Linked DNA regions of Homo sapiens: region 2 is linked to region 1. A link is a loop called in an ENCODE intact Hi-C map of the cell type or tissue named here. Cell type or tissue: gastrocnemius medialis. All regions are shown on one strand. Each heading gives the region's core, and the rest is flanking DNA. Links, peaks and the distances in the headings are about the cores only. Region 1 overlaps ZNF644 (zinc finger protein 644). Region 2 holds the start of BARHL2 (BarH like homeobox 2).

Evidence for each region. Peaks named below come from ENCODE experiments on the same cell type or tissue, not always from the same donor. Only the 100,000 strongest peaks of a DNase experiment are listed, where the experiment ranks them.
Region 2: a loop joins it to region 1, with 7 times the contacts of the local background. A loop is called at or near these places in 61 of 110 quality-filtered maps.

Annotation. Positions count from the first base shown.
Region 1 is chr1:90,956,736-90,971,921 of GRCh38, reverse strand. All of the region lies in intron 2 of ZNF644 (zinc finger protein 644), which reads left to right. Among named protein-coding and RNA genes, the nearest start is that of ZNF644, 58 kb to the left of the region's middle. In gastrocnemius medialis, for the core only: a CTCF peak has its summit at 7,266 (motif pointing right); no DNase peak of the experiment used is centred there; H3K27ac peaks cover 571 bases.
Region 2 is chr1:90,712,725-90,727,910 of GRCh38, reverse strand. BARHL2 (BarH like homeobox 2) reads left to right here and starts at 10,609. Exons shown (of 3, transcript NM_020063.2): 1 at 10,609-11,340; 2 at 13,155-13,380. The coding sequence starts at 10,716. RefSeq lists enhancers at 1-200, 874-1,429, 1,986-2,541, 2,542-3,097. In gastrocnemius medialis, for the core only: CTCF peaks have their summits at 3,899 and 6,308; no DNase peak of the experiment used is centred there; H3K4me3 peaks cover 3,205 bases; H3K27me3 peaks cover 7,548 bases.

The DNA.
Region 1 (15,186 bases), core at 3,105-11,104:
AATATAAGAATAATGAGAAGTAATACTTGGAAGTGTTCTGAGAAATGATGAAAAAAGGGCCTGGTTTCTATCTGATTGAAAGGAGGTGAGACTTGGGAGAGCAGTCAGACTCCCTCTCTCCTTCTCACCTCTTCTCCTCATCCCCTCCCCTAAGTGCTCTGGCTAGGAATTCTAGTACAATGTTACGTAGAAGTGGGCTTTTCTTGCCCTGGCGTGGTGGCTCACACCTGTAATCCCAGCACTTTGGGATCCGAGGTGTATGGATCATGAGATCAGGAGTTTGAGACCAGCCTAGTCAATATGGTGAAATCCCATCTCTACCAAAAATACAAAAATTAGCTGGATGTGGTAACATGCACCTGTAATCCCAGCTACTCAGGAGGCTGAGGCAGGAGAATCGCTTGAACCCTGTGGTGGAGGTTGCAGTGAGCCGAGATCACGCCATTGCACTTCAGCCTGGGTGACATAGTGAGACTCTGTCCCCCCACCAAAAAAAAAGAAAGAAAGAAATGTTTGAATATTGCTTTTATTACATTGAAGTAGTTTCCTTCTATTCCTAGTTTGTTGGATCTGTTTATTAACAAAAGGATATTGAATTTTGTCTTTTTTTTTTTTTGCATCAATTGTGATGGTCATGGGTTTTTGTCCATTCTTTTGTTAATGTGCTGTGTTACATTGATTTTTTTTTTTATGTTGATGAACTATCCTTGGATTCCAGAAATAAATCTCATTTGCTTACGGTGTATAATACTTTTAATGTGCTGTTTAATTTTGTTTGCTAGTATTTTGTTTGAGGTTCTCAATCTCTTTTCTACCTGGATAAATGAAGGCATACAGATAATTTTCATAATAAAGCCATACTACAGTGTATATTTATAGTTCAGTGGAATGTAAGTGATAGTGTTTTTTTTTTTTTTTTTTTTGAAATGGAGTCTCGCTCCATTGCTAGGCTGGAGTGCAGTGGTGTGATCTCGGCTCACTGTAATCTCCGCCTCCCGGGTTCAAGTGATTCTCCTGCCTCAGCCTTCTGAGTAGCTGGAACTACAGGCATGTGCCACCACGCCCAGCTAATTTTTGTATTTTTAGTAGAGACAGGGTTTCACCATGTTGGCCAGGATGGTCTCTATCTCTTGACCTTGTGATCTGCCCTCCTCAGCCATATATTTTTTTAATAGATAATCACTTATATACCCTGGTATTTGGTTGTATATGCTTCACACTAATTACAACACTTGATAATCATATGATATCTGAACTCTAGACCATTGTTTTCAATTATGGCTGCACTTTACAATGTCAAAGGAGATATTCGCACACACACCATTGCCAGAGTCATTTAGATTGGAATTTTTCAGAAGGGGACTGAACATTAGTAGTTTTAAAAAAGTCTTCAAGTACAGCAATATTTAAAAATTCTCTAGATTGTTTTGGCTACAAATACAAGTTGTATGGGGTGCTTTAAAAAGTCTATAGGCCTTGGTAAAGTGGAATCAAATTCCAGGGGAGGAGTTGCACAATCTGTCATTTTTAAAAGTTTCCCAAGTTTATCTGAAGCACAGCTAGGTTCTTAGTACTGGTCTAGAATTTTCTCAGCGACAAGAAAGGATAGTTAGCAATTTATTTTGATTAAGATCATTTGCAAGGGCCCTGAATACAGGTTTTCTATTGTATGGGCTGAAAGGAGATCCATATGTTTTAAATGTCAATTATACAGGAGCTAAGTTGTTTACTTAAGGAAATTGACATAGGTGCTTATCCAGATATTAATCTAATTGCTGTATAGGGTTGCAATAATATGAATAGGCAGGACCACCAAATATTTTCTTAGGCAAACTTGTTCTTATGTCTAAACTGGTATTCTGCTCACATCTCAGCATTTAGCATAAAGCATGTTGGAGATGACCTTAGTTTTGTGTTTTCAGAAGATAGAAATATTCATGTATATCACAGTAGAACTTAAATGCAGTGTGATTTAAAACATCTCATTTGTTCTGCCAAGTTGAGCATATTAGTCTGCTAGGGCTGCCATAAGAATCTACAGTAGACCTACCTAATCCGTGGGGGATACATTCCAGTACCTCCAGTGGATGCGAAAACCTCAGTACAGAACCTATATGGGCTGTTTTTTTCCTACATACACATATCTGTGATAAAGTTTAATTTATAAATTAGACACAATGAGAGATTTAAAACAATAATAATAGAACAATTAAGTAAAGTAAGGTTTACTTAGCACAAGCACTACGATACCTAGACAGTTGATTTGATAACTAAGATGGCTAATAGATAGGGAGCATTTACAGCATGGATACACAGGACAAAGGGATGGTTTATACATAACCTGGGTAGGATGGAGCAGGACAGTGTGAGATTACATCACACTACACAGAACTGTGTGCAATTTAAAAGGTTTGAATTGTTTATTTTTGGAATTTTCGATTTAATATTTTCAGACCATAGTTGACTAGGTAATTGAAACCTCAGAAAGCGAAACTGCAGATGAGGGGTGACTATTGTACCACAGACTGGGTAGCCTAAACAATAGAAATTTATTTTCTCACATTTCTGGAGGCTAGAAGTCCAGGATCAAGATGTTTGCAGGCTTGGCTTCTCCTGAGGCCTCTCTCCTTGGCTTGCAGATGGCTGTCTTCTCCGTGTGTCCTTACATGGCCCTTTCTCAGTGCATGCCCATCCTTGGTGTCTCTCTGTATGTCCTAATCTTCTTATAAGGACACCAGTTAGACTGGATTAGGGCCTACCCTAATGGCTTCATTTTAACTTTGTACTAGGGCTTCAACATATGAATTTTGGGGGGAACACAATTCAATCTGTAACATTGCATTTAAAGTGTTGTTCTTTATAGTGAATGAATTAATGAGTGGAGTTAAATTATTTGGAATTATCAGATGCTGCTTACTGAAGAAAATTTGCCAAAAATGATGACTTTGATTTTTGTAATGAATATTTAACCATACTTTTAGAATGTAATAACAAGATGTGGTGCATTGAGTCAGATGTGTGACTTTTGGTTTGCTGTGGCAAGTAAATAGGATAAATGCATCTAGATGTGCATATATGCATTCAAGGTATACTGATAAATGTATCTATTTATCAATATATCTATTTATCTGTATATATTGAAAGGTATCCTTAAAGTATTCAGGAAAAGAATCATAAATCTGAAAGGGAGTTACAGTATACCTTCATGTCATCTATTATACAAAGTTATTTAAAAAATTTATTCAACCCACTTTAAATATTACTGTGATATTTAAGGAAACAGTAAAAATTTGTACTGTCTGTTAAAATTACACAGTTTAATCTGGAGATAGTCATTGTTTAGGTACCAGAAGGCTAATGATACAACAATAAATGTGACAGAGATTTAAATTTTCCTTATTTTCTCAATTCAGAGAAATAGTAGTGATATTAGAACCATTGTAAAAAGTCTGTTTATCACACATCACATTAAAATGAGAGGCTCCCCCCCCAAAACCGAAATATATTAGAATGCTTATATACAGTTTAAAAGCAAATTAGCTAGTTGACAAATTTTTAATTTGGGGGCAAAAAGTTGCCTATGCAATACTATATTTTGACATTACCCTATTGTAAATTATATCTCATAGGCAGCCTTTTAAGTTTTCAGTGCATATCAGTACATTTACATACCTAGGAAATTTTAAAAATTTTCCTGCAAATTCCTACAAAATAACTGATCATGAGGCATGTGAATTAGGTATATCACTAATTGAGATAAGGTGTATAATGACAATTTCTATTACCTTTCATGCACTTTTAAATTGATTGCATGATTGAATATTAAAATAAGCTTGGATTTTTTTTTTTTTTTTTTTTTTTGAGACGGAGTCTCACTCTGTCACCCAGGCTGGAATGCAGTGGTGCAATCTTGGCACACTGCAACCTCCGCCTCCCAGATTCAAGCAATTCTCCTGCCTCAGCCTCCCGAGTAGCAGGGATTACAGGTGCCTGCCACCACTCCTGGCTAATTTTTTTTTTTTTTTTTGTATTTTTTTTAGTAGAGACGGGGTTTCACCATATTGGTGAGGCTGGTCTCGAACTCCTGACCTTGTGATCCACCCACCTCTACCTCCCAAAGTGCTGGGATTACAGGCGTGAGCCACCGTGCCTGGCCATAAGCTTGGATCTTTTTGTGCACTCACTGGTGGCTAGGGGCAGGCTACCCAGAAATATGCAATGTGTCTGATGAAACCAGTTGAAGTTAATAAAAGGAAAATTTGTTGTGTTTAATTCCTATAATTGACTGATATCAGGGCTTTATTCATTTATAGTCAGCCTGTGTTGTCTGTGTTCCTTCATTAGGTTGACTACTACCTTTTAGTTGTTCAAAACAGCATTAGTTGTTCAACACAGCATATGCAATAGAAGACATGGTTCCCATTCTCTTGGAATCACAGGGAAGGTTTTTATGTTTTATGTTTTGGAACTTAGGACCATTAGGAGAGAGAAATCAATAATCATCAGCTAAATATTTGAAAGAGTTCTGAAAGGAACCGTTCTGTAAGAGCATTTGTCAAAGGAACTTGACACAGAGTGGGTTGAGGAGAGCTTCACAGAGTAAGTGACTTTAAGAGCTGTGATCTGATGAGATTATGAGTTAAGGTTAACTAGATTTGTGCGATGGAGGGCTGAGGATTCCAGACCAAGGGAACTACATGTACAGAGGCCCTATGGTGAAGAGGAACATGTTGGGGAATTTGAGAGGAGGACAGTACTTTGGATCACTGAGAACTGATGGGAGTAGAATCTGAGACTACAGTGGAGAGATAGGCAGGGCCCAGCAAAGCCATTTCAACTGTATAAAAGATTTGGGATTATATCCTGAGAGAAGGGAAAATGTGTTTTACAGAGAAGTGGAAAGATGACTCTGCCTGTGGTGCAGAAAATGATTAGAAAGGGGAACAGTAGATTCTACTTAGAAGTCAGACATGCATTAACTTTAAGAAACTCTTTCTGCTTATGATAATGAACAAAAAAGTAGTCACAAATTCCCCACCTCAGCCTCCCAAAGTGCTCCTATCACGTGAGCTGCTCAGCTCTTACTTACTGCTACCTTAAGACCATCTCCCAAAATGCCTACTAGTCCATGAAGTTGGCCCGTTACCCAGATTTTTTTTTTTTTTTTTTTTTTTGAGACTGAGTCTCACTGTCACCCATACTGGAGTGCAGTGGTACAATCTTGGTTCACCACAACCTCCACCTCCTGGGTTCAAGCGATTCTCCTGCCTCAGCCTCCCAAGTAGCTGGAACTACAGGTGTACGCCACCACACCTGGCTAATTTTTATATTTTTAATAGAGACAGGGTTTCACTATGTTGCCCAGGCTGGTCTCGAACTCCTGACATCAGGTGATCTGCCTGCCTTAGCCTCCCAAAGTGCTGGGATTACAGGCATGAGCCACCCGCACCTGGCCCCTGTTCCCCAGATTTAATTTAGACCTTAACCTATGGCTCAAAATGGAACACTCTAGGCACTATTTTGGATGTCAAGGGTACATCAGTGAGCAAAATGTGTCTCTTTTCTCAAGAAGCTTACTTTGTAGTGGGGAGAAAAAAACAAATGATCAAATAATAATGTATCAGGTGTTAGTACTATAAAGAAAAATATCAGCAGAGAGGGGCATAGAGAGTTACTAAGAGTGCTCTTCTAGTAACTTTATTTTGGATGGTCTACGAAGAACTAAGAAGGAGATGGACACAAATGTGAAAGAAATGATCCGTAAGTATATTTGGAGGAAGAGCTTCAGGCAGAGAATATTAAGTGCAAAATAACCAGAGCATAGTCGAGAAATAGTAAGGCCAATATGAGTACATTGAGAAAGAGAGTTGGGGCCAGGCGCGGTGGCTCATGCCTATAAGCCAGGCACTTTGGGAGGCCGAGGTGGGTGGATCACCTGAGGTCAGGAGTTAGAGACCAGCCTGGCCAACATGATGAAACCCCGTCTCTACTAAAAATACAAAAAATTAGCTGGGTGTGGTGGCTGGCGCCTGTAATCCCAGATACTTGGGAGGTTGAAGCAGGAGAATCGCTTGAACCCAGGAGGTGAAGGTATCAGTGAGCCGAGATCATGCCACTGCGTTCCAGCCTGGGCAACAAGAGCGAAACTCCATCTCAAAAAAAAGAGAGAGTTAGTGGGAGATGGGGTCTAGGACAAAGTGCATTGGATATGAACTATATGACTCATTACTTATATCAAAATTCAGTCCTTTTTTGCTGATAACATTTTATGTAATTAAAATAGTATTCTGTTATTTTACAACTTTTAGGAACTATTTTTTGTCCTCCTTTTAAATAAGAAAAATATACAAAAATTTCAGAAAAGAAGAGTAGTGTTAAGGGTTGAATTATATCCTCCTCCAAATTCTTATGTTGAAATCCTGTCCGCCTCTACTTCAGACTATAACCTCACTTGGAAATATAGGGTCTTTATAGAGGTAATCAAGTTGAATGAGGTCATTAGGGTGGGCTTGTCCAGTTATCACTGATGTGCTTATAAAAAGGAGAAATTTGGATACCGAGACACTAATAGAAGGAAGACGATGTGAAGAGACCTAGGAAAAAGATGGCTCTCTACAGGCCAAGAAGAAATCTGAAACAGATCTTTCCTCACAGCAGTCAGAAGGAAGCAGCCCTACTGTACTTTTGTCTTGGACTTCCAGTTCCCAGATATTTCAGCCAATAAATTTTTGTTATTTAAGCCACCACTTGCAGGACTTTGTTAAAAGGCAGTTCTAGCTATACAGATCCAGTATAGCTTTTTCTGTTATCCTAGCAAATTAATACAGTTATTAACTAAAAAGTAAAACTTACTCTCCTCACTCCTTCCCCATACTTAACAAGGGTAACAGATTGTTATGAAACGTTCCAGGTCTTTTATTGTGTTTGTGTGTATGTGTGTGTGTTTCATTAATTTGTAAAGCAACTTATGTCTTCTAAGGAAATGTGGGGAATTTAAAAACAACAAGCAACAAAAAGTAAATGCTACAGCATTATATAATAGTTCCTTGCCTTCCAAGAAAATTTTTAACTCTAAAACTAAATACTATCACAAGATAATATGCACAACTCTTTTCCAAAAAAAAAGACCTCTTCTATTTTTAAAGTTTCATACTAATATACTTCACAGTCTTATTTAAATTTGTCAAAAGATTGATTTTTCCATTCCAGTATAATATTCCAGTATAGCTTTTTCTGTTGCTTCAGTGTGGTATTTTGGAAAAAGAATTTGTTACCACTTGGTGGCACTATGTGGCTTAAAAATGAATCACATTGTATGCAATTAACTATACTGTTCTAGGTAAATGATTAAATTCAGAGGGAAACTGATACTGAGCAACTTAATATAGTAAATGTTTGATTCTTCTGTAAATAAAATATTAATTGGTATTGTAGAGTTTTATTAAAATGTCATGGAATATAAAAATATAAACCAAGGCTTAGTTTGTTGGGTAGGGAAGTATATACATTTTTGATAGAAACCTCCTTTAGGTCAGGTGTCATTTATCATTCTGTCTTAATCCCCTTCTTTGTCTAAATGTGAGAAAATAGATTTTTAATATTAGAAACAAACATCTTCAACTTTAATAGTAATTAATGTTTTCCAAGATATGTATTTTATTTTCTCTTATATAAACTTAAGAAATTGAAATTTTTTCAAATGATTAAAATATGTAAAACTTAAAGGAAAACAGAAAAATTAAATATATTGAATGATGTCTTCCTGCAGCATATTGAAAAATCAAGCAGCCCTTTTAAAGATACTGTATTTGTTTCATTTAATTAGATAAAGGATCTTGAAGTATAACAAGAAAGTTATTTTGTTCCAGACATAATTTTTGCTGCCTAGCACTTGACATCTAATACCATAATTGTTAAGGTATTTGTGTAATGTATTGTTTTCTAGGGTCACATATATAGCTATAAAAGATGGTGCTCTGTGTCTTTTTAAAAATTTAAATACAATACTTACAGGAAAATGCATGAAGTGTAGGGTACAGCTCAGTGAATCACCACAAAGTAAACACTCCATGACCACCACAGATCGAGAAATAGAATACTGCCAGCAACCCAGAAACCCCCTATGTCTCTTTTCTCAGTCACTATCCCTGTTTTTTCTTTCCCAGGTTAACCACTTGCCTGACTTAAAAGAAAATAACTTTTTTTTACTTGTTTCTGAAATTTTTCAGAAATATACAGAAGTATTATTTTGTCTAGCTTATTTTGTTCAACATTATGTTTGAGAGTTAGAAATTTTGTCAGATGTCGCTATGGTTCACTTGTATAATTTTATCACAATTTGTCATGTTACTGTAGGAGGTTTGGGCTGAATAATGCTGCTGTGAACATTCTTGTACATGTTTCTTGGTGCATATGTGCAACATTTATACTAGGTGTATACCAAGACTAGAATCTGGGTCATTGGTTTGACCAGTGTATGTATGTTCAAATTTAGAAGATGACACATGAATTGTTTTCAAAATGGTTGTATCAATCACATCAAGTATATGAGGATTCCTGTTGCTCTGTATCCTCACTAACACTCGGTATTAATATCCCCTTTAATTTTAGTCTTCTGAAAGATGCATTTCCCTGATCCAAATGGAATTGAATACCCTTTCATAAATGTACTGGTTGTTTGGGTATCCATTTTTGCAACGTCTCTTCTCCTATCCTCACCACCTTAACAAAATTACTATTGAGCTTTCTAACTTACTGGTTTATAGGAACTATATGGTTTATACATACAGCCCTATTTTTCCTATTGGAGTTTCTGTACTTTTCCTTTTGTTTTTAGGAGTTTTTATATGCTCTAAATACAGACTCTTTGTTAGTTACATTTAAAAAATATATACATTCCACTTTGGCTTGACTTTCACCTTCTTAATATTATCTGTTAATGAAAGGAAGGTCTTAATTTTAGTATAGTTCATTTTATCATTGTTTGCTCTTATTGTTAATGCTGCTTGTGTCCCATTTAAGAAGTCTTTCCTTGCTCCAAGGACATGAAGATATTCTCTTAGGCTCAGAAACTATGCTTCTCTACTAGAGGCAGTTCCCTCCTCTCTAACCACACATCTCCCACCATCTGGGTGGGACATTTGGCAGTGTGAATACATGTTTAGTTTTTATAACTGAGTGAGTGGAGTACTCTGGTCATCTAGTGAGTTGGGCTAGTGGTGCTGCTAAATATCCTACAATGTACAGAATGCTAAGCATCCTACAATGCACAAAACAAACATCTAGCCAGGGTGTCACTAGTGGGTGAGGTTAAGAAACATTATCCTAGGATCTTTATTATTTTGCTTTCTACCATCTACCTAGAACTTACTATTATTATTTTGTATATTGTTTATTATGTATTTAGATCTACCTTCTATCTAGAACTGATTTTTGTATAATGTGTGAGGCATAGAATCACCTTTTCTTACATGTGAATGTATGTTTTATATGACATCATTTATTAAAAAGATCACTTCCCTACTGCTCTGTGGTATCAGCTTTGGCATAAATAAAGTGACCATATACATATGGGTCTGTTTATGGACTCTGTTTTTTTCCCCCATTGGTCTACTTTTGTCTATCTAAAGCACCAACACTATGGTGTTTTAATTACATGGCATAATAATAATAATAATAATGTCTTTATATCCACTAAGGCCTACCTTGTTCTTGTTTCATTGCTTTCCATAAATTTTTATTCATATCAGTTATATAAAATTGAATCTATTCATTGAGATACAGTTAACATCTTTATGATATTAGGTCTTATAGTTCATGAGTGGCAAATTATCCATTTATTTAGCTCACTCAGACTGAAATTCTTTCTTCTCAGGATCCCTTTGAACTTTTTAAAATAACTTTTATTTATATGATTATGTCAGGTTATTTGTTGCTTTTATCAAGATTGTTTCTCAGCCTTGGCACAATTGACATTTTGGGCCAGATAATTTTCTGTTCAGTGGACTATCTGGATGGAGACTATCTGTGCATCATAAGTTTTTACCTAGCCTCTATTCACTAGATGCCAGTAGTACTTACCCAGTGTGACAGCCAAAATGTCTCTAGACATTTCCAAGTGTATTGATTCCAGTTGAGAACAATATTTACTGCTTTTGAAATTAAACAAATTTTAAATGTTTATAAGTTTATTTTAATATAATAATATTCCATTACATGTTAACATAAATAACAGCATTTTGAGAAAAATATACATTCCAGAACAAAATTTAGTGAGAAGAGTACCATTGTTTTACATGTTTTAAAAATCTCTTTAATGTCTCACTTAATAGAAGACAGTTGGATTCTTATACTTGCTTCAGTTCAGATATCATACTTTATATAGCCTCTGGAAAACTCCATTGTACACTTGTGAGAGAATGGCAGTGAAAAGGCAAATAAGGTGTTAGTATTATTATGAAAATAGTTTTGTTTATTGAAGATCCTCTAATAAGGTCTTAGGGATGCCCCCTGGGCCCCACAACTCACACTTTTCAGACCTCATGTCCTAGAGATCACAGCATGCACCCTTGACCTAATTTAATCAAACTGTTAATAAATTAAGTAAATTAGATTAGATTGATAATTTGTTAATTTAATTGTTTTGTTTTTGCAGACAGTGCAAGAAACCTAAGACACTTTAATCCTATTCATTTCCTTCCATACTGTACCCCTTACTCAACTTATTTGCCACTATACTCTTGTGTTTTTAAATTCCATATATATTTTAGCCACCATGAAACGTCATCATCGTTTTGCTATATAGATTTACCTACATATTTACCACTTGTATCGCTTTTTATTCTTTCCTCCATCTTCATTTCTTCATCTGTGACCATTTTCTGTTTTTGAAGAACACTTTCTATTGTACCCTTTAGTGTAGGTCTGTAGTGAGAAATTCTCTTCATTTTTGTTGTCTGGTCATGTTCTGTATTTCACCCTCACTTTTGGATGATTCTTGTTTAGGATTCTGAGTTGGCAGTTATTTTCTTTTAATGAGGATGTTACTCCTTTGTTTTCTCTGCCTTCTGTTTCTGTTGAGAAATTGTTAGTCTTGTCAATGTCCTCCATCCAAAAAGACTAGCAAGAACACCTGTAGTTGAGCACATTTTTTACTTGTTGCAATGAGGGAGATCACACACTAAAGGGAGCTTTAGGGTGTCTTACTAAGAGGATATTAGAAGGAACCTATTACAGGATTTGGGCTTTGGTTGAGTAGTTTGGAGAGGGTCTAAGGAAGTGGAAATGTGTCCTAGATTGGGTGTCGTCAGGACATGGGACATTTTATGATTGGCTTTCTTTAAACAGAGGTAAAATTCACATTACATACGATTAACCATTTTTAGTGTACAATTCATTGGTATTTAGTGAACAGTAGTCCCTCTTTATCCATAGAGTGTACATTTGAAGACTGCCAGAGGATGTCTGAAACTGCAGGTCGTACCAAACCTTATTGCTGTCAGTCAGACACGTTTCTGTTCATGTCTTTCACCCATACATTTAATGCCTTTTCTGTTTTACCTAAGCTCTTAAAATGCACCACGTTCATAACTTTTGCAGCTTGAGGTGCAACAGGAAAACTTGCACAAATTTCTTTTTCCTTCTTACCAATTCAGCGAGTAGAAGATTTGTTCTTACGTAGATCTTAGCAACCTTAGCATTTTTTTTCTCTTCTTATTGAGAACTTTCACCTTTTTATGTAAAGGAAACGGCTTACAGCTTCTCTTTGACATATCTGAATTGCCAGTATCACTACTTTTGTGCTTTGGGACCATTATTAAGTGAAATAAAGGTTCTTGAACAAAAGTACTGCAATATCATGACAGTCAATCTGATAACCAAGATGATTACTAAGTGACTAATGGGTGGAGAACATATACACTGGACAAAGGGATTATTTATATCCCTCTGAGTGGGATGGTGCAAGATGTCATCAAGCTCCGTAGAATAGCAATTTAAAACCTGTAACTTGCTTATTTCTGAATTTTCCATTTAATATTTTTGGACTGTGGTTGACTTCAGGTAACTGAAACTGTGAAAAGTAAAACTGTAGATGAGGGACTACTGTATTTACACTGTTGTGCAACCACTAGCTCTCTAGTTTCTAAAGTGTTTCATCACCCCATAAAAACACTGCGTATTCATTACGTAATCACTTTCTATTTGCCCCCTTCCATCACCTGGTAAAGTAACCTTTACTTTCTGTCTCTATATATTTGCCTGTTCTGGATATTTCATATGAAAGAAACCATAGAATATGTGACTTTTTGTGTCTGGCTTCTTTTACTTGGCAAGTTGTAGCATGTGCTTCATTTCTTTATGTGGCTAAATAATATTCTATTGTATGGATATACCGCAATTTACATATTATTCCTTAATGAATATTTGAGTTATTTTTACTATTTCACTTTTATGAATACAGTGCTATAAACATATGTGTACAAGTTTTTCTGTGGACATGAGTTTACATTTCTCCTGGATGTATATCTAGGCATTGAATAGCTGGATCATATGGTAATCTAGCTCAACTCTTTTAGGAACTGCCAAACTTATTATCCATACTTATTATCCCACCAGCAGTGTATGAGGGTCTCTGTTTCTCTACATCAATGTCAGTAATTGTTAGTTTTGGTTTTTTCGTTTGTTTATTAAAGCTATTCTAATGGTTATGAAGTGGTATTATTGTAGTATTGATTTGCATTTCTTTAATGACCACGATGTTGAACGTCTTTTTATGGGCTTGGTCATTTATATATCTTTTTTTGAGAAATATCTGTTCACGTCCTTTGCTCATTTAAAAAATTAGGTTGTCTTTTTGTTGTTGAGTTTTTTATGTGTTCTGGATATTAATATATTTCAAATATATTCAATAATACCTGTTGATAAACAAAGGATTTTTATTTTGATAAAGTTCAATTTCTGTTTTTTGTTTGTTTTGTTTTTTGCTGTTCGTGCTTTTGATGTCAAAGAATCCATTGCCAAATCAAGAGTCATGAGGATCCAACCCATGCCTTCTGAGAGCTTTACAAATTTAGCTTTTATATTCAGATTGTTGGTCCATTTTGATTTAGTTTCTGTACCTGGTGTGAGACAGGCTTCCAACTTCATTCTTTTGCACGTGGTTATCCAGTTGTCCCAGTACCATTTGTTGAGAAGACTGTTCTTTTCCCCATTGAATGGTCTTGGCACTTTGTTGGAAATGAATTGGCCATAGACGATTGGGCTTATTTCTGGACTCTTAAATCTATTCCATTGATCTGTATGTCTACCCTGCTTCTACTGCCACATTGATTACTATAGTTTTGTAATCAGTGTTCTGAAATCAGGGAGTGTGAGTACTCCTTCTTTTTCTTTCTCGGTACTGTTTTTGTTGTTCAGGGACTCGTTCAGTTCCATATGAGTTTGAGGATAAGCTTTTACAATCCTGCAAAAAGGCCTTTAGAATTTTGATAGGGATAGAGTTGAATCTGGGATCACTTTGGGGGAATTTTGCCATCTTAACAATACTAAGTCTTGAAATCCATGAACATAGATGTGTTTCCATTTAATTAAGCCTTTAAGTTTTTCTAGCAATGTTTTGTAGTTTTTAGCGCACAAGTCTTTTACTTTCTTGGTTACATTTATTCTTTTTTTTTTTTTTTTTTTTTTTTTAGGAGTTTTGCTTTTGTCGCCCAGGTTGGGGTGCAGTGGTGCGATTTCAGCTTACTGCAACCTCAGCCTCCTGAGTAGCTGGGATTACAGGTGCCCACTACCACGCCCAGCTAGTTTTTATTTTTAGTAGAGACAGGGTTTCTCGCTGTTGGCCAGGCTGGTCATGAGGTTACACTTATTCTTCTGGTTATTTTTTAATTTTTGATGCTATTGCAAATGGATTTATTTTCTTAATTTTCTTTTTGGATCATTCGTTGCTGGTATATAGAAGCACAACTGATTTTTGCATGTTGCTGTTGTGCTTGCAAATTTGCTTTATTTGTTTATTAGCTCTAGTAGTTTTTTTGTGGATGCTAAGGAATTTTCTATGAATAGAATTATGTCATTCACAAATAGAGATAGTTTGACTTCTTCTTTTCCAATTTGGATGCCTTTTATTTATTTTTCTTACATAATTGCTCTGACTGACTTTTAGTACAGTGTTGAATGGCAGTGGTAAAAGTGGTAGCCTTGTCTCTTTACTGATATTAGGGGAAAAACTTGTCTCTCACCATTGAGTATGATGTTTGTTATGGGTTTTTATGCTCTTTGTCATGTTGAGGACATTTCCTTTTATTACTCATTTGCTGAGTGTTTTGCTTTTTTCATGAAACAGTGTTGAATTTTGTCAAATGCTTTTTCTGCATCCATTGAGATGATCATGTAGTGTTTTTTCTTTGTTCTATTAATGTGATATGTTACATTGATTGCATTTCTTATGTTGAACTACCCTGGCATTCCTGGGGTAAATCCCACTTGGTTATGTTATATGATACTTTTAATATGCTGTTGGTTTCAGTTTGCTAGTAAGTTGTTGAGGATTTTGGTGTCTGTTTTCATAATGGATATTTGTAGTTTTCTTTGAGTATCTTTGGCTTTGGTATTAGGGTAATGCTGGCTGCTTAGAATGTGTTAGGAAGTGTTGTCTCATCTTCCATTTCTGAAAGAATTTGAGAATAATTAGTGTTAATTTTGTTTCATAGAATTTACCAGTGAAACCGCATAGTCCTGGATTTTTCCATTTGGGGAGGTTTTTGATTATTAGTTCATTCTCTTTACTTGTACTAGGTCTGTTCAGATTTTCTATTTCTTCTTGACTTCATTTTGGTAATTTCTGTGTTTCTAGGAATTTTTCTGTTTCATCTAGATTATCCAATTTTTTGGCATCCAGTTATTCATAGTATTCTGTTATAATTCTTTTAATTTTTAAGGTTGGTACCAGTGTTCCCCCACTTCTATTCCTGATTTTTCACTTGTGTTCTTCTCTCTTTTGTTGTTGTTGTCAATTCCTTTGTCAATCTTGTTGATCTTTTTAAGGAACCAACTTAATTTTTTTAATTAGAGGACGGCTTAGGTAGGGGTTTCTTGTTTTTGTTTTTGAGACAGAGTCTGTTGTCCAGGCTGGATTTGAACTCCTGGGCTCAGGTGAGCCTCCTGCCTCAGCCTCCTGAGTATTTG
Region 2 (15,186 bases), core at 3,268-11,267, 240 kb after region 1:
AGGAGGGCTAGCCTCTTCATTTGTGAACCATCATGTTCCCTGGGAAGATAGATGACACGCCTCTATCAAAGGAGGAGGCCAGTGACTTTCTCCTTTGACCAAATTATAAACTAGGGTGCTCCTCAGCTCCCAGAGGGGATCTCTTCATATTTCTTACCCCTTTGCTCCCTCTGGGTTAGTTTTTCTGCCTAGGCATGAAGAATGGGTGCTATGATCTACCCAGCTTTCCCCCTTTTAAAAGTTTTTTGGGTTTTTCCTCTCTGGGAAGATACTCGGATTAGGACTCTATGGCTGTGAAGAATTGCCATAGGCCTACTATCTGAACATAACCCGTGTTGGTTTCCTTTTCCTTCCTTCTGTTCCTTTAAAAAGGATATAGGAGCCTGCCTTTAGTCCAAGGAAACGGTGATGCCAACCCTGTGTAAATGTGTTGGGGCCCCAGGCTCCAAACTTGACCGAAAACCTACTGTCTTGGAGGCACAGAGCTCTGCCTTCAAATGGCCACAGGCCCAGGGAGAGGGAGCGGTTCAGAAAATACTGTGCTTCTGCTCCCTGTGGATTTCCAGGGCCTGCCGAGGGACTGTGCTGGGTAAGGGGATCTATGGCCCTCTTCATTCACTCCATGCCATGAGAGAGAACCTGGCAGTGTCAGATTCACTCCAGCGGGTCGGGGACGCAGGGTCTGGGTGAAAACAGCCTAGGTCGGCTATCTTGGACTCGGTTCCTCAGATTCTCCCCGCAAAGCCGGAGAGGCCGGGGCGGTCCTTGGGGCCTGGCCCAGAGTCGCCAGTCTAGTTCGGGAAAGAAGCCGCGCCAGGACCTCCGGCGTGGGGCAGAGAGCTGACTGAGGGCAGCTCCCCAGTGGTCCCCGCAACGTCCTCTGGCCGCCGGGACATGAAGACCTAGGCCCGGGTTCGAGGGCCGCGGCAATCTCCGAGGAAGGTGGGCTGGACCCGGGCTGCAGGGTGAATCTCATTGGGCGCTTCCGTCTCCCCGAAGCCGTTCCGCGTTTCCGCGGCCTCCTTGCCCCACGGCTGGCCTGTCATCTTCTGCCCGAGGCTCAGCTCGGGGCTCCAAGGTGGCGGGAGTCAGCACCATGCCTGGGACGTCTGACCCAAGCAGCAAAGGAGCAGGAAGGAGAACCTCTGGAGGAAGCGCAGGCAGCCATGCGGAGGGCGGGGAGGAAAAGCATATTTATTGGATTGGCATTTCTCTTAACAGAGCTCTTCGCTAATGATATTTACTTAACTGTATTTGACAGCAGTTACGAACACATCTCCGGTAAACAGGATCTATACTCCTTGCGCCTAAAACTGCCTGTCAGTTCCTAAGCCAATCGCAGTAATAACCGCTGGATCATTTTAAATGTGGCTAAAACCGACGTTGGACAAAATCAATCTGCCATATGCTGGCTCTGAAGGAAATCACTTGCACAGTTTGACGAATTGCTTGCAGTCCCTCCAGCAATCCATAACTCGCTTTCTTCTTCCCTCTCTCTCTGCACCCCCATCTCTCCCGTTTTCCTCGGAGCTCCTTCCCCCATTTTACCCTTTCTCGCAGATTCCAGGTAATCCGAAATGGCACTGACCCTTCTCATTCTCCGATTACCTCTCTGAAGCATGAACTTGGGATAAAATCACACATCAGAAAATTCGCCGTAATTATTTTGCGGTGCTATCAGCACCGATCAATCACGCGCGCGGCCCAGTGCTGGAATGCCTAGCGCAGCCCGGGACGCGGATCCGCGTCCCGCCTGACTGACAGTTTTGGTAATTAAGTGATTGTATAGACCTCTCCGGCTGTTCTAACAACCTTGTCAGGGCCTGTCTGTGGACAGAACAAGCTGAAATCAATGTGCTTCCTGCTCTCTGAGCAGTTCTGATCGTGTACTCAGACTGATCGGGGAGGAGGAATCTGACAAAAGGAAAACAGCAGCTCTAAACGATCGGATTAGGGGGAGTAGGTAGAAAGTTTACTTCTTTGATGGGGAGGGAAGAGCGAGAGACACGCACCAGATCACAAGAGCTTCGCTGAGCTGGGCAGCTGGCCCTGCGTGGAGCGAGAGGCTCGGTGCTTGTTACCCTCGGCCCCCAGGCAGGACTGGCAGTACTTTCCTCCCGCCCCCAAGGGGGTGCAGAGGCCTTCCGCGTTGTAGCTGATGGGCTCTGTCCGGCCGCGGACAGCAGCGTCCCCATACGCTGCAGCCATAACTCGGCAGTACAATCGTTTTCGCCCGGATTAGAGGCAGAGACTGGTGGCTCAGTGTAAATGTCACGCAGCAGCTTTTAATAAATGAATGTTCAGATTGTTAGATTGCGAAGTACATTGTGAGTTCTGTGCGCCTCCCCCCCGCCTTCCCAATCCGGCTTCGAATTCCCCCATCCCCCTATTTCAGCACACACATCACACCTCGGCGCACGTTACAAATATGTTACATATTCAGAGTGATCTCGCCACGGCGCCTGCGGGAGGGGCACTCTCCGAGCTTAACATCTACCTCGCCGAGGTCTGCGGGGCGCCCGGGCCGACCGCTGGCACCAGGAACAGGAAAAAGACCCTGACGGGACCTGCTCTGCGGAAGCGTCTTTTACAAGCCCACCCTGGAATTTCTGAAAGAAATTCCCTCTGGGAAGAGGGTCCTGAAAGCGCCGAACTAGGAGGCGGGACCTCCAGTTCTCGGCGGAGGGGCTCCAGTTAAGAGTATTTTAATTCTTTCACACCAGCCCTCCCAAATCTTAAAAACCTAACCAATTGAACGCAAACACACACAAAAGGGGGAAGGGAAGCAAAATCAATCCGCCGAGTTCAAAGCGCCGTGTCGCGGGAGGAGGCTGCAGGGTGCTCGGCGCAGGGCCGAGTGCGCAGCGGAGGGCCCCATCGACCGCGCGGAGATTGCGGCTCCCACCCGGCAGACATCCAGTGGGCTGTGTATGTTTGTGTGCGTGGTGGGGGGCGTCACGCCCTAATCCAGCCCGCCGCTTGCCTGTCTCTCCTCCCCTACCAGCCTGCAGCCGCCCATCCTCAGAGAGAAAAATGTGAGTGTGAGCACATTACGCACCATTAGGGACACACTACGGTTTTAATGTGGCCTAATTAGTGCCGCTAACCGAACAAATATTATTATATTGAATAATGATAATATGATGAAAATATTAATGCTTTGGAACTTTGCACGTGGGAGCCGTTCTCTCAGTTCTCCTGGGACACCCCAAGCACGCTCAGACCCACCAGCAGATGCGGTCGGGCGCACCTCCAGGAAGGCGAGCCCACAGCTCAAGACATACGTGTGTCATCGCAGGCACAGAAACAACACCGTGGGCCATGCCACAAGTCCCCCACCCACACATCGCCCACCACGCAAAAGAGCTTCTTCCAATGGCATTCTCTTTTTTTCTGTAAGAGTCGGTAAAAAGCAAACCAGACAGGAGTCCGCTAGGGTCTCTCTTTACTGCGCTTCTACTCGGCACCCCAAGAATGTTGCACTGGGCGCTCCGAGTGTGTTTGGTTTCAACAGAGGCTGCCAGGCAGGTGGAGCTGCGGAAAAAGGACCCACTCAATTAGCATTTAAATTCACAGTCCCTTCTTATTGCCAAATGTTTCTCCCCCGGGAATTTGGTGAAAAGCAGGAATTTAACAATTAGGAAATGCGGAAGGCTCCTCAAAATAGGGATTCGAAATCTTAATTCTCTTACCGATTTTGGAGGGCCAGGGGGGTGGGGAAGCGCGCGTGGGCTGGGTGGGAGGCACGTCTTGGCTGGCGTGCGTCCTCGTCCCCGACGCCCAGCACACCACCTCACTCTTCCCTTCTTGCACCCCCATCCCCTTCTCATGGAGCCTCGGGAGACAGAGCCACAGGAGGCTGGCAGTCCTGTTCTTGCTGCCTGAAGGCAGGTCCAGCTCTTTCCTGGTTGCTGAGCGGCACCAGGGCCAGGGCCTAAGCAGGGTTTTCAGAATGAGGCGTTGGGTGTGTTCCAGGAAATAGGGATGCAGGATCCAGGCCCTAGAGCGCCCCCTCTCGGGCTGAACTGCCTCCTACCCCTGCTGGGGGCCCACAGGTCACATCCCCCCGCTTTGCGGGAGCTCTTTCTAGGAGGAAACGTCGGTGTTAACTGCTGCTGAATGAGTTGTTCTTCGACGCAACTACTTACTCCCCGGGCGGTGTGTCTGGACCAGAAGTCGCTGCTTAGGCACTTGTCCAGTGGCGTATTCTGTAGACCTGGGAGAGACTGAGAAAGCTGACCGAGGCTGCCCCCAACCTCCGCGCCCCAAGGCCTCTCACGGTATCTGGGAACGCGGCCCCGCCTGCACCAAAGGCAGAAAACGGGGCGGGGAGGTTTCAATTTGTTCCAGTGATGGCTGTAACTTAATAAGGCGATTGATTAGCACTCAAAGTGCCGTTTTAATTAGCCGCTTGTTAATTAACATCGCAAATGAATTTCTCTTTCTCTGATTGGCATCTTTGCTCAGCGCTCTGAGGTTTTGGTTTCTCTTCTGCCTTGGCCCCTACATTCCCTCTTACTTAGCCTCAGGAGTTGATAGGCTTCAGAGTTCTGTTTATGTATGACATGGCTGTGTCACACAGGGGCCCTTTAATTTCTCCAGGAGCCGGCCTTCAAAGGACAATGGTTCAACTTAGGAGGGGTGAAACAAAATCCTTCCCCATGTCCCCCTCGGCTCTTCCTTCAATTGCCTTCACCTTGTCACCTTCCCAATCTCCACACCTGAATTGGAGGAGCCCTCTTTCTGGGCCTGCTAAGGTCACCAAGCCGTCCATGATTTGAAAATCTAGAAAGAAGAAAGGAAGCAAGAGTGCAGGTGGGGAAAAGAGGATACAGTCCTTGAGGGGACTGGATCACCTCTTGGGATCAAATCTAAGACTGTGTAACCGGCTGTATATGCTGCTGCCCAGGCCTGTAAACATGTGCAGTTAGTTCCTTTTCCCTCCAAAGTGTCAAAGAGTATTTTGTCTCTTCCGGCTGGACCCAGAAGAGACCCCCTAGAGCCAACATATGTCTACAGATTGCAGCCCAGCCCTACAGTCAGGAGATTAAAATTTTGGACAATTCATGGACATTTTTGCACCATTATTACCCTCAGCTACCATAGAAATCCCTCTACATCCCACTGCTTGAGATGCAGTCATGACTGAACACACTTCATTTCCTTTAGAAAGCTTTACTGTTCCCCCAACTTGTCCCAGTGTAAGACTCCCCACTCTCTTTCTCACTCCCACTGTAGCAGGTTCTAATTTGTATCATTGTATTTATGACAGTTTTCCAGCACAAGTTCTTGTCAAACCTGAGGTGAGTTGGTGTCCCAGTCTCAAGCACCTGGCATAGAATGAACATTCAATAATGTTTATCGATTGAGTGAATGAACAAAATGAATGAGGGAAGGAAGAAGTGAAAACAAATATAGCTACTGGGTGTTGCTTATGCTAGAGATCATTGCCACTTTTGTGTATAGTATTTAGCAAATGCTGCTTTACATTTTGTAAAGAGCTTTTACATAGAATGTCTTATTTGGTCATTACACTCACCCCGTTCTAATCAAGAACTAGTCTCCTCTTTAGTGGAGGAGGAATTTGGTAATTAAAAGGTTAAGTGCCTTGCCCACGAACACATAAAGTGGTAAAATGAGATGAAAACTTTCTTCTCCAGCGTTCTGTCCTCTACATTTCTGCTTACCTTCCTGTGGTTTGCCTCTGTACAACACACATCTAACTCCCAAGGAGAGTCAACTTCACTAGGTTCCTTCCAAACTGCTCATCTTTAAAATTTGGTGAAGCTTATAGCTCTTGCAAATTGTATTATGATATCAGAACTATCTCTCAAAACTTTCATTCCCCTAGAACAATTAGTAATTACACAGGTTATCATTTTAACTTCTTCCTGTTAACATACTTTTCAGTTACCTTATTTTTTTCTTTCATTTTATCTTTCTCCATCTGCTCCCAACTCCACTCTCCCAGTTTCAGTCTATTTAAGGGACTCAGTTATGTTCTTTTCATATCTTTCTCTCTCTGTTTTCTTTTTGGTCAGAACTGCCAGGATATTTCTCTTTAATGTATTATTTTTTCTAAGCAAATATGTATCAAATTCTTAAATAGTTGAAAAGATATTGATAAATTGAAAAAACAAAAAAGAAAGGAAACTTCCGACGTTTCTGTAGCTTTGAAATGGCGAGAGGTCAGACAATCGTCAGGGAGCCAGCCTTAGAAGGTGGAGAGCTCATTTGTTTATCTTGCATCTTTTATAGAAAGAAACAATAGCAGCTCCCTCCGTTCGGAGCTCTTGGCGCCGCCCAGTGGAGGGAAGCGTCTTTGCACCTCATTCCCCTTACTTGGCATTGTCATCATGTGGACCCTTAGAAACGTTCAAAATTAAATATGATAGGAAGAAACACCAGCTCCACGTTCATCGTAATGTGTGAGTGGATTTCTTCAAAGTTAAGTTTCATTTTTAAAAAACTGAATGCTCTAGTTTAAACACAATCTCAAATACTAAATCTAGATGGTGAAAGTGGATCGTAGAGAGTTTATCTAGGAACAAAATTTGTTAAATATTGAAGTGTTTGAATCATTCTCTGAGATGGGAAAGGAGCATCTTTGATGCTGATCGGCAGTGATGTGTTCTTCAGAGCCGGGAAGGAAAAGTTTGTTCTCTGTTACCCACAGTTGGCAATAACTGCTTTCTAGGCCAAAATTCCAAAATCTTCCAAAAATTACACAAGTTTCTTTTTTTCTCTTCCCCTTCTCCTTCTTCTAAGGAAATGAGGGCCTGAAAGTGAATGAGTTTAATATTTAAACTCATGTCAGTTTAGAGACTCTATTTATTTGTATTTTAAATCCAGTGGGAAAATCTAAGATTAAATCCAGTTAAAGCATTTTCTTTCGTTTAGAAATATGATATATCTGCACCCTATTGTGTTTCTGAATTGTGATTTTTAAAAATGAAAAGTGAATTATGTTTGCCAGAAAATGCATGACTTCTTGGATGTATACATTATATACTTTCAGAAAAAAAATGCGAGAGAGGAATGTGTCTGGAGAAAAAAGAACTGAGAAAAGTTAAACAAAACTCCAGCTCTGAAAAAAAATTTTTCATTAAGTTTGCAATTTGGTCTTCAAGTCCATTTTGTGAATCTTCAGGCCACTACTAACATAGCAGCCTTGATAAAAGTCAAGGTCGTGTTTTCCCCTTACCGTTATTGCTCCTGGAAGCTGATCTAACACCCACCCAGAGAACTCTTCTATGATATTAACCTTTTCTTAAGAAAATATGATCTGAGACATTCACAAAGTGGGGCCTACTGGGTTCCCTTTTGCTTTGCTTTAGAGTTGTCACAAAACACGCTCTCCCCTGCCCCCAACACTTCCACGTTTCTCTCTCCTTTTCTTTATAGATTTCATTTTTTTTGTAGGGTCATATCTCCATCGTCTCCCCTGCCAATGCTGTGAATTATTCCAAGCAAAAAGACCCTGTCGAACCGCCCAACACAAGCTGTGCGATCAGCCTTTTGAGCTCTTGAGTCATTTTAGGCGTCGGAACAAAACAAAAACAGGCTTAAATGAATTATTTATCAAGGTCGAGAATAATTGATTTGTGCAGTGCCGTCAGTTCTGGATTTTAAATTTGTTTTCTCCCCCTCCCTACTTCCCACCCTGAATATGCAGCGAGGGGAGTTCGAGTTGGAACCTCCCAGGGCTAGGAGAAAACGCACCATATTCGGGAAGTTGGTGGATGATGATGTTGGAATGGGAAGAACCCTAATCGATATTTGAAGAGGGTAGAGTAGGTAGGGTCAGCCTGCAGTCTCGGGCAGCCCTAGAGCCCTTCCTGTCCTCCCCACAGCGGTCAACTGTGACAGAGGCGCAGGATATTTAGGCTGCGAAGCTGTGCAGCGTCGGGCCCTGCGGCCTCGGATAAGCCACCTCCACAAGTCTACCGTCTGTGTTTCGGTAACCGCGGCCGAAGGCCGAGGCCGAGGCCGAGGCCGAGCCCGCGAGCTCTCCGGAGGGTCTCCCGGGCCAGCACTCAGTTCCCGCGCCAAAGGCATTTGATCCAACCCCGCTCCAGCCTACAGTGGCCCGACCCCACCCGGCGGGGCCCAGTCACCCGTTCCCGAGGGCCTCCCCGCACCCCTCTGGCCACTGTCGGCCCCTGCCGGGATGGAGCACGTCCGGAGTCCCCGCCTCGGCTCACCAACCCCGTCTTCTCCGCCAAACTCCCTTCGCCTTCCGAGAAGAGCGAGAGCTGCCCGGATTGTGCATCTCCTTGCCTCCGTCCCTTCAATCCCCGCTGTTCTCTCGGAACAGCCCTAGGAAAAATGCCACTGAGACGATGAGAAACAGCTCAACCCACCCTCCAAGTAGTGCTGTTTTTTTTTTTTTTTTTTTTTTTTTTTCTGGGTCAAACACACCGATTTCCCTAGGAAAACGCAGGCAGGATGAGTCGCCCAGCTACCCGCTTCCGGACCCAGGGCTCACACAGAAGCAGTTCCGACCGAAAGGCAAGAGCTTGTCCCAGGAGGTCATTTGCCTCCCTGACACCCCTCCCTTCGTCCTCAACAGATAAAAGCTGTGGCCCAGAAAGTGACCTCCAGAACTGCAACTAAACTCCAGATTTCGGCCCAGCCTTTGGAGACATTAAAGGCCACTCGAACATCATTCCAGACCTAGCCACGGAAGCGATGCCCGCCTCGCAGATTCATAGGGTTCTTAAAATGGTAATTTGGAGTAAAATGTAACTCAAAGAACTTTGAATCATTCATTAGCACCTTATAATTACTCTGCTAATTAGGTTGACACGGCACTTAATCAGGAGTAATACGCCGTCTTGTCACTGGCACTTCCCATTACTCTGACATTCAACATGAGACAGGTTGGAGACGTCCTAGAGAAAATAATGCAAGTTGATACACTCCAACGAGGCGTTACAGTCATGCTCCGGGTCCCAAGTGGATCCGCAGTGACTGTTTCCTTTCCAAATGAGCGCTCGCCGAAAGGGGCCGGGGGACAGAGGTGGACGGACTGCCGCGGGGCGCGGCAGGGGCGCGGGCTGCAGACCAGCCGCTATGGGTCCTGAGCCCCGCGCCCGCCCGACACCGCAGTGAACCGTGGCTGCCCTCGCCACCAGAGAACGCCTCGGGCATTAGCTCCCCCGTTCGGGAGAAAGCGTCTGGCCAGGCATTTTTTCCAGCTGGAGACCAGGCTGGTTCCCCAGCTTGGAGCCTCAGGCCTCGTCCTCCCCGAGAGCGCCTGGTGGACGCGGACCCGGCTGTGTCCCTCTCAGGGATCCGCCTCCCGCCGGGCTGAGCCCGAGCGCCTGGGTTCGTCGGGCGAGAAATCAGAGCCCAGAGCCGACCCGCCCGCTTATGCAAGGCTCCGGCGCCTGAAGTGACACACTTTTCTGTGGATTCCTTCAGGGATCTCCTTCCTCCGCTCTTAATGTCTTCGGACTATTCCCGCGCGCGTTTGGGGAGGCTGCGAGGGCCGCCGCGCTGGAGCCTAAAGGTAAGTCCCTTCCCGTCCTCTTCTCTCTCTCTTCTGACTTAAGAAAACGGGCGAATCCTTGCTACTTTTTTTTTTCTTTCTCCCCTTTGGTTCCCTTTCTCTGGTCTCCCTCTGATCTCTTCCTCCCTCTCCCTTTGCCTCGCACTCGTGATTGTGGACACCGGGACCACTGGACTCGGAGTTCGGCTCAGGGCTGCGGGCTCAGGGATGTGCGGGTTCTCAAAAGAGCAGCGGAGTCCGAGCCGAGTCCGCTGACGGGCTCACGAGCGCTGCGCCTATTGGCTCCCTGGCACGTCGGCGTCCCTCGCTCGCGCGGGCGCGGCCAATAGGGGCGCGGGGCCGGACGCGCGGCCTCGGTGGCGGGGGCGCGGGCCCGGCGCGGCGCGGCGCGGGGAGCGGCGGTAGTGGCCGTGACGTCACGGGAGGGGGTCGGCGCCGCCCGCCAGCAGCCGGATTACAAGCGAACGCGCCCGGCAGCGGCCGGAGTCGCCCGGCATCGCGTCTCCGCCGCTTCCTCCTTCTGTGCCTGCTCCTTCTCGTCGTCCTCCTCTTCCTCCTCCTCCTCGGGTTGCCGCAACCGCTGCGGCCGTGTCTGCCCCGCAACTTTCCAAGAAAGTTCAGAAACTCGGCTACGGGGCTGCCGAGTGGCGCGCGGCTGCCACCTCGGGAGCCGCGGGGGAGTTCCGAGGGCGCGCGGCCGCCCGGGCTTCGCGGTCGCTGCACCTGCCGCGTCCGCCGCCGCCACCGCTGCCGCCCGGTGCCAGGCTGTGGGCAGACCCCGGCAGCGGCGGCGGCGGCGGCTTTGGCGTAGCTTCCCGCCGCCTGCGCCTTCGCCTTCGCCTGCGCCTTCGCCTTCGCCTTCGCCTTCGCCTGGGTCCTCCGCGCCGCCACCGCCGCGCCACGTGCGCAGTCGTTCCTGGAGCGCAAGTTCCGAGTTTTCTCAGAAATTTTTTTAACTCCCCCCGCCCCCCGCATCTTTTTTCTTTCCACCCCTACTTTTTGCATAAAAGAAAAAAAGTTGTGTCGAAAGTATCCACAGATTGCCACTTCCCAATTACCCTTCCTTCTCTCCCCGCCCCACTTTTTTTTTTTTAAGCGGCGGCAACATTGTTTGGTGTTTATTTTGTTTTACGATCGATAGCTTTCTTCGCTGGTTCGGGGCGGCTGCTGAACGGCGGAGTGGCGTGGACCTCATGTAGCAATGACAATGGAAGGGGCCAGCGGGTCGAGTTTTGGAATAGACACGATTTTGTCCAGTGCCAGTTCAGGCAGCCCAGGCATGATGAATGGAGATTTCCGCCCGCTCGGTGAGGCCAGGACCGCGGATTTTAGGAGTCAGGCCACCCCATCTCCCTGTTCGGAGATTGATACCGTAGGGACGGCGCCTTCTTCTCCTATCTCAGTCACCATGGAGCCCCCGGAGCCGCATCTGGTAGCAGACGCGACCCAGCATCATCACCACCTCCACCACAGCCAGCAGCCGCCGCCGCCGGCCGCGGCCCCGACGCAAAGTTTGCAGCCTTTGCCCCAACAGCAGCAGCCGCTGCCGCCACAGCAGCCGCCGCCGCCGCCCCCCCAGCAGCTGGGCTCGGCCGCCTCGGCCCCCAGGACTTCCACGTCTTCTTTTTTAATTAAGGACATCTTGGGCGACAGCAAACCTCTGGCGGCATGTGCACCCTACAGCACCAGCGTATCCTCTCCCCACCACACCCCGAAGCAGGAGAGCAACGCAGTGCACGAGAGCTTCAGGCCAAAGCTCGAGCAGGAGGACAGCAAGACCAAACTCGACAAGCGGGAGGATTCCCAGAGCGACATCAAATGCCACGGTGAGTCCCGCCACCCGGCGCTCTCGGCCGTCTAGCTTGTCCTCCTGGTTCCCAATCTCCCCTTCAGCCTTCAGCAGATCTCTGCTGGGGAGCGATTCCAGGAGCTTCTCGGGCGACTGGGCGACGGTCAAAAGACTGCAGCTGAAGGGAGGCCTGGGCGTGCGATGTGGGGACTCCTCGAAGTTCTGTTTATTGTTCTACCCCACAACCTTCACGGCCATCCAGCTCCTTCCTTTGTTTTATTTAATTTTAATCTACTGGGGGTTGAGGGGCGGCGGAGGGCATCCGACAGGAAATACTTTTCGTTGATAAAAGGGATGGACTTGGGGTTTTTCTAGCCTAGACTTTGGGAATGGGAATGGGGGGAGGTAGGAGAGAGAAACCACTTAGCTAGCGTGGGTGTGATCACAACCTGGTGTTTATTCTTTAGTACAAGTGATTTCACCCCCCCCCCACTTTATTTTCTTAACATCATCACAGGAATTATCGGTTTTAATGGAGGAAAAATTTCTGAGTTCATGAACAGAGCAACTTTAAAAAAATTAGATTGTGGTTAGCCCGTAAAAATTTGTAATAAGTTTCTTAAAAGCACCCTTCTTACCCTATGGCCTCAACTGAGTATCTGTATCCTACAAAGATTTTTGGCCCCTTACAAGTACTTAGGAGGTAGTATTTATAAAAATAAAATCTTATGAAATTGGATTAATCTCTTTTTTGTTAAAAAAAAAATAAGATGACAATGGAAATTGTCCTTCAACTCCCTTTTTCCATTTTCTCATCAGACAATTTCATAAGTAAATGTGGTAGTCTTTGCATGGCAAAAGTTTTAACATACCAGGAGAGCTTTTTCTTCCTTTACAGACACATTGTTTATTATTATTGATCCTTGTTTTTCTGGTAAAGAAATGTACTGACTGGAAGGTAGGATGTTGGCTCCTCATTTTACTATTATAGCATTAGCATAATAGTGTCCAAAACAGATGTACAGTCTGGTCTGGCGATTTTTTGTGCACCAACCTCCCCAGTGGGTCAATTAGAGAGATTATTGTTCTTCCTGCAGGGAAGATCAAGGAGCACTGCACAAACGGGTACAAACAGGGAGGGATTGACATATCGATTTCCCAGCATTTCAGTAAAAAACCAAAGTTGACAAATAGAATCCGGAAATCTCCATGCTGTCACCTGGATGGGCTCAGTGATTTTGAGCTCAACTCGGTGTCTGGGTGACATATTCTTTGTGAAGCTTTAAAAGACCTGATGCAGGTGGCTTCAGAAAGCTTGATTCCAACATTTCCCAAGTGCATCTGAAAAAGTAAAACAAACACCTATAACTTTCAGAAAAGAGAAAAAAGTAAAATGAAAAAGATGCTGCCTCCTCAAAAAAAAAAAAAAAAAAAAAAGAGTAGAGGGACCCTTTGAAAAATCACCACATCAGTGAAACAAAGTCATACTGAAAACAATAAAGAAAAGGGACAGCATCTCTCTCAGTCAAGGAAACAATAACAAAATAACCCTTTTCAAAAGTTTTATTTAAAAAAATTTTTACTTTTTAACTTCCAACCATGTGAAGATCAGACACCCTTTTAGACCCCCTTTAGAAACTCTAAACAAGGTCCCATACTCTCCAGTCTGAAAACAATCCTCTTCCTCCACACTCAGGCTAAGGCGTGAGTGTGTGTGTGTTCTAGGGGTGGCAGAGTGCAGTCCCCCGAAGCCAGTAGTTGGCTTGGGAATGTGGAAGTGTATGCCAGGAGGACACTCAGTCCTTCCCCATTCCAGGCTAACTTACCACCGTGGCTGGGTTTCTATGGTAGGGACAAAGGAGGAAGGAGACCGGGAGATTACGAGTAGCCGTGAGAGTCCCCCTGTGAGAGCCAAGAAGCCTCGAAAAGCAAGGACAGCTTTTTCCGACCACCAGCTCAATCAACTGGAGCGTAGCTTTGAGCGGCAGAAGTACCTGAGCGTGCAGGATCGCATGGACCTGGCTGCAGCGCTCAACCTCACTGACACCCAAGTCAAGACCTGGTACCAGAACCGCAGGTAAGGGAGGCACTTTGGGGGAGCAAAGGTGTCTGGCCATTTAAGTCATGATCATTATACCAATCTTCTTCCCTCCTGGCCTCCAGAGACTCTAAGGACTGAGAGTGACCCTGGAGTGGGCACTTGGGTGCTTTAAGGATGGGGCAGGGATGAGCCACACCCCCAAGGTGAGAGAGACCAAAGGGCAGCTGGAATTTGGACAATTTTGCAATTCTATGTGCTTTAACAGGTGCTACTTTTCCTCTGAAACCCGAGCCGCTGGAATTCCCCCCACTTCATCCCCAAATCAATGAAGCCACACCTTCTCAAATTGAGACATCTGTGCAGCTGACACTTAGGTCCAGAGAGCCTGCGCGGTGCACCCCTTGGGCCCACCCCAGGCTGGTTCCAAAGGTTTGTAGCCAACAACACGGCCCGGCCCAGCTATTGCTATTCCCACAGAGCTGTCCCACCAGCCTCGGCGTAAATGTCCTTGCTTTGGCCTGTGAGGCGGCTGGGAGAAGCAGGATCCAAGCCTTGGTCAGTGTAGCTGCAGAGACTAGGAGAGCCCAGCTGGGTTAGAGTAGGTTTGGCAGCCGCAGCCTGGAGAATCGGCGGCTGGCCAAGCATCCGGACAGGGAGAAGGAAGGAGTGTGGGTCTGTCCCCTGTACTGGCTGCCTCTGCTGTCTCAACATGGAGCTAGAGTGCTGCAGAGCCTGCCTGGCACTGCTCCTTCTCTAGAAGGGAAATTAAGAAAGCAAAAGTGACTGCCAGTGCTCGCAGGGCCACGAAGTGTAGAGTGGAACCTGGGCAATCTGAGGCAGAGGTTTTGCTGTGTTTTCAAGCCTGGCACTCATCTCCTTGTCTCGATTTTCTCTACCCCTCCTTTTCTCCCGTTTGTGTTCTAATCGTCCATAAGTGCGGTTGGAAATGCCCATCCACTTGTCATCTTTACCATAATTTTCTGTCTCATTACATACGGTTTCAGCCACCCTAATTCTGTCGGAAAACATTAGTGTCATTTGTAGCCAATTTAAAATGGGCGACATGTTTATTAATTTGGCTGGAGCTGCCGGGTATGGATGGCCCACCAGCCCTGCGTTCCTTCATAAGGTATTTGAGCAAACGCCCGCTCTCTTCTTCCTAGCAGGGTGTGCAGCGGGGGAGGGAGGAGACTGAGAAAAGCTGATCACAGGTTTTAATTGTTACTTTATCTCTGAGGAGGAAATACCTTGAAATGCATTCACCCCCACCTCAGAATGGCCAGGAGGTACTTTGCCCTTGGGAGAACCCTCCCTCAAATGAATTCCATTTTGAGACCTTGTTGCCATCCTCCCCTTAAGCCCCCTGCCCACTGTAAGGTCCTGTCAGGCTTATGAGAGAAATATGTCTCCCAGCCCTGGGGACTGAGAGGGGCTGGGGTCCCTGGCTTAGGAGTCTCTGCATCCCTTTGTTTACGGTTTCTTCTCTCACAGCCTGGCGGGGAAGGAAGAGGGGCTGAGAGCAGACTCTTTGGGATTGTTGGGAGTTGGGAGATGTGGAAGGGGAACTAAGGAAGGAGGAAAGTGACTGCTTGTGGAAGTCTCCTTTGGCCCTAAGGAAAGTTTCCAGAAGTAGCCAAACTACAAGGGGGGCGACAGCAGAGCAGAGGTTTAGGAAAAGGAAGCAAGGCCTGTAGGATTTCATTTGTGAGGGTCTCAGCCACTGAAGGTGTAATTTACAAAACTGGCTTTGGGTTTGGGTCTTTCTGGGAGCAAGGCTGGGGCAGGAGATGTGGTGCATTGCCAGTTTGAAGAGGTCTCTGAGTCTTCCTGCCACCCAGGGAG